2 separate regions of the Homo sapiens genome follow, and region 1 is linked to region 2. A link is a loop called in an ENCODE intact Hi-C map of the cell type or tissue named here. Cell type or tissue: A673. All regions are shown on one strand.

Region 1 (2,500 bases), 270 kb before region 2:
GTGAGACTCCATCTGAAGTAAATGTTGATGCCTGGGAGGTAAAGTTGTTAACTACTCCCCTAAATTATCATAACTTTAGCCAATTTGAAAAAATACAACGAAAAAATTTCCTTACTAAATTTTAATCACTCTAAAGTTCAGGGTATTATATCAAAAAGTAATCATAACCACTTATCTCTTATTTTGCCTCACTGATTTTTCCCTATTTATTTTTACAGGTCAATAACTAGAGCATGCAAAATAATTCTTCAATTTCCTGTGTGTGCTTTTCTCGTGAAACCAAGTAGTTTAAGTACTATGAAAGTAGCTATATTTTGAATTTTATATTTACTGCTTAAAAGAGTAGATGTAAATACTTTTTAAAAGCAGATTTCTTTCTAACAGTTGCTTTTGTTTTTCTTGGTAACTCTTGAATATTGTCAATCCTATGTCAACATTTAAGTTTAAAAAAAGCTCTTCTTAGATTTTAGTTTTCTGTTACAATTATTTTATTCCTATTTTAGACATGACTGTAATCTGTAGTTTTGCACAATTTCATGACCTATTTTTGTTTATATTTTTCTGTATTATCCGGTGAATACATCAGTTTGAAGAGATAAACTTTCATCCTGTCATGAGTAATACCTACTCAAAAACGTAGCAGTATCACGTTACCCATATCTCCCCACATCAAGTTCAGTGCAGACCCAGTAATTTCTTTCTCCCTACAACAAAATGGAGTTAATCCATCTTGTCCACTAACACAAAGTACATGAAATATTTCACAGGCAATTAAAGTGACAGAAAAATATATAACTCTCGCCGGAACCAATTTGGGATGCACCTTGTGAGCTGCTTTCTCGGGCACCTCTGCACCAACTTTGTTTCTCTGCTCTGCCACTGTACAGTAGTTTCATTTCAAGTCACGGATTCTGGATACCAACCAAGCTGGCAAATGAAAAATAACACAGCCAGGGCCATTTCACCCACCAGTGATCTCTGTCTGTGAGATAATTCCTCCCTGAGGTTTCTTTCTCTCCACTACTGTGTTCTTAAAGGCCTAACACAGGGCAGCGGACTGGTGCCACTGTCTAAGGTTTCAATTAAGACGTGGAGATATCAAAGAAGTAACAAACAGGCCTCCACAACAATGCCTCATGGTTTGCTCTCAGTTCTGGTTAAGAGATGGCAAGATACTTGAAAAATGTAGTTCATTAATCCTCACAACAGACCCCGGAGGTTGAGAGGACAGAAATGGAGCCAGCAACAGGATCGAGTTTGAATAGCTTCTCTGTTGGTTGTGTACATTGGGAGCTGACTGTGAAATCTATGTGGACATACTGAACCCTATGGTTAACCTCATGGTGCAAATGTGTTGATCAAAGGCACTCTGTCAGTATCTGATTAAGAGCCATGTAAGAACACTGAAGACATTTCCTTCTGCTTAACAACTCTGATTACAGGGGGCTCCTGGAGTGAGTTTTCCTGTAAGCAGTCAAGCAGGTCCCTGGGCTCCAGCTGTAGCTATAGGGTTTCCCAATGGCAGAGCTTCCTGTTGCTGAAGGCTTCAATTCATTCACAGCTTGTAAATCAGTAGCCTGTAAATCAACAGATTGAGCTACTACTGTTTAAAACACAGTTTCCTCAACAAGCTTCCTTCTGGTTTTGTTTTCATATATCAAGGGTATGAAAAAAAAGTGTCCAAATTTTAACACCTGGACCGATGGGGTCTCAGCAGGAGAGGTATGTTGCACTAAGCTCTGCAGTTTTGTTTTTGTTTCAGCGGAGCAAGGACTTAGTGACTAAAATCAAGACAGCATTTCCTTAGAGAAATGACAGGGGACAATTTTAGAAAACTGAAAATTTCTTATGCTGCATGCACCGCAGCAATTTTTAATGTCCGATAAGAGGTACAACAAAAAGCTAAAACTGGAATGAGAATCACCACATTAATTGTTTGACTCTCCAGTATTAAACATGTATAGATACCATTTTGAAATTGATCTGAAGTGTTTAATCAAACTATTTTGAACATTTTATATGGCTTAAAGGCTGTTAAAACTGAATCAACAGCAAAAGGACTGATTAATTGCAGAAAATCTTCTATTATTAATGATTAATTGTACAGAAAGCTATACATCAAGAAAGCTAACTGAAAATGTGTCAAACATCTAAATTATGGCTTCATCTATTATTACTAAGTATGTTTGTTAGATGGCAATAACAGGTACCATATAGTCTATACAATATTATAACAAGCTTTTATTCATTATGGTCATGTTTATTTGACAGAGCAGAATTATGTGAAAAGTAATTTGTAAATCATATTATGTTCAAAGTTAATATTAAGTGTTGATAATGAGTAGCCAAGAAAATTAACAACTTCATTTTATCCTGGCTCCTATATGAAATGCAACAAACTCACATGGAAACTTAATTTATTTTCCTTGTCAGCAATCTGGAACTATCAATATATTGATTCTATTTATATGATTGTCTCTAGGTTCTATGAGAACCGTAG
Region 2 (2,500 bases):
TTATAAAAATATAAGCATAATTCAGAGAAAAAAGTACATGGAACACAGATTAAAAGTATGGTATGTATGTAAAATAAAAAATGTTATTAATCTGAGAATAATATGTCATATTATGACTTGTTAATTAGAAACTGATTTTCATATATACCATAGAAATTGTTTCAATAATTAATTAATTAATCCATATTTCTGCTGTGTATATATATATAGAAAATGAAAGGTGCTATAGACAGTGCCTAAAACTATACTCTCTGGAGCCGAAGCACCTTAGTTGAAATCCAGCTGTTTTTCTCAGAATAAATGATTTTCGTCTCTCTAGGCCTCTAAATCCTCACAGGTAAAATCAGCATAATAATTGCATCTACTACCTGGATTGTTGTCATGATTAAAAAGTTAACATATGTAAAATCTTTAAAAAGTGTTTGTGTCACAGTGACTACTTAGTACATTTAACTTTTATCATTATTTCCAGGCCCTGAATTACTGTGCCATATGCTTGTCCCCCAACAAAGCACATACAGATAATTGTTTATTTGCTTGACTGTGTTTCTTGCTAGATTGTAAACACCATAAGATTAGGTACCATACTGTACTTATCATACCTGCAATACTTGCACAATTTCAGATCTGCTATAGCCATGTCATAGTTATGGAGTAGGGGAGAGGAGAAGGAGGAAGGAAAGAAACAAAGAAAGCAACAAGAAAAAGAATGAAAATGGTTTCTCCCCTTAAGAAACTCATATTTTATTAGGAGAACAGATGTGCATGCGGCTGATTAAAGTACACTTGCAATGTTTTGTTGAGGAGTAAGTAACAGATGAAGACTAGGGATAGCTATCTAAAGATGGGGAGACTCGTAGCGGTTTGGGGGACTATGGATGGGAGGGTATTCCGGTTAGAGGAAGCAACATAAACATAGAAATGGAGGCGTTAAAAGACATAGAATCTGCAGGGGAAAATGAGTTCACTTTGGCTTCAATATTATGTTCATAGGGAAAATTGAATACCATACAAAGCTGTGGTGGTAAATTAGATCCAGACTTCACAGGACTCGGTATGTCATAACCTTTGTTTACATGAGATGAACTCAGTTTTGTTTTTGTTTTTGGATTTCTTTTTTTGTTCAAACACTTATTTATTTTACATTTCATGTGCCTTGTAGTTACTTTGAAAAAAATAAAAAAATTGAAGTATTTTCTTTAATTCTGCTAGCTTTTGGTACATTTGTATGGTAACTATTTTTGTTAAAAGTAAGTATATGTAACATGTTTTATCACTCTGTCATTGGAAATTTGAGCCAGTCGCTGTGCTACGAGGCCCTCTAAATAATTAAGACATAACTAGAGGGCTGTGATTCAGTAAATCATGGTGCTAGCCCAGGGATTGGAAAGGGCCTCGGGTTTCTAACCCCCAGCCCGCTAATGAATCCCCTCTACAACATCGCCACCAAGTGGCCATAGAACCCCTACGGGAGGCGCTGGACTGGGTTAGAGAATGCTTTGCTCTGCAAGTAAAACCATAGTGAGTTAGACTTTAAAGGTAATCAACAAAAAGTAGTGTGTTTAATTTAAAACGCGTGTCAGTATTTATCATTAAGGTCCCCAATTCTTAGGGAAAATCCATTTCTTTTTTTAACAGAACTTGAGGAATAGAATTGAAACAGATATTTCCTAACCTTAACAATATTCATTTTTAAATGTTTCTTTCCACACATAGTCTTCTGGACAGAGGATAAGTAAAAGAAGCCAAGGGTTCATGAATATGAACAGAGATACAGCAAAAAGAAAGCAGGAAAAAAGAGAAAAGAAATGGACAACACACTAAAAATGGCTTAGTGGGCTGCTATTTGCCTTAGGTTTTTATTTTTATTTAAAGGATGAACACAACATTACTTTAAAAACATTTATTAGTATTACAGGTAGTGTTAGATCAGCTAGTGTTTCCATCAACCCATGCAGTAAACACTTGGAAGTATAAACATATAACACCTGGCAACATATAAGCAGAATTTGAAATGAGTGGAAAGGAATGATGACAAATAACGAGGTATGGGCCGCTTGTTCCTAAATATACAGAGTTGGCTTATTTTGCCAACTCAATGTTCGGGACGTAATTTTATTAAGTTGATGCTACAGATACTTATCGTTCTCATAAAGCAACTACAATAACAAAAACAAAAGTAAATAAAATAGCCAACACTGAGCCAAAACCAAACTTTCTTTTTGTGAAGAAGAAAATATAAATTATTTACCCTATGAGAACAACAGGTAACAGTATTTATTCCCCATCTCAGTAAGGACAGAATTATTTGTGGGTAAAAAAATAATGTTACCTCTGGAAATTTGCAGCTATAGATATGTATTTTCTAAATTAGTTTCACTGTTACAGGGCAAATCATCAAACCATCAGCAGTATAAAATGTGGCACCAAGATATTTCATGTCCAGACACTATTGCCAAAATTCTACTCTTTCATCCCTCTTAATATATTTGTTCCTTTA

What was found. A loop is a pair of places that touch in the nucleus more often than their neighbours do. Peaks named below come from ENCODE experiments on the same cell type or tissue, not always from the same donor. Only the 100,000 strongest peaks of a DNase experiment are listed, where the experiment ranks them.
Region 1: it touches region 2 in a loop (2.4-fold over the local background); 4 of 110 quality-filtered maps call a loop at or near these places.

The regions. Positions count from the first base shown.
Region 1 is chr3:89,576,856-89,579,355 of GRCh38, forward strand. No RefSeq gene overlaps it. Among named protein-coding and RNA genes, the nearest start is that of EPHA3, 470 kb to the left of the region's middle. In A673, no CTCF peak of the experiment used is centred here; a DNase peak (open chromatin) is centred at 1,496; H3K27ac peaks cover 1,332 bases.
Region 2 is chr3:89,850,775-89,853,274 of GRCh38, forward strand. No RefSeq gene overlaps it. Among named protein-coding and RNA genes, the nearest start is that of EPHA3, 740 kb to the left of the region's middle. In A673, a CTCF peak has its summit at 1,465 (motif pointing left); a DNase peak (open chromatin) is centred at 1,417.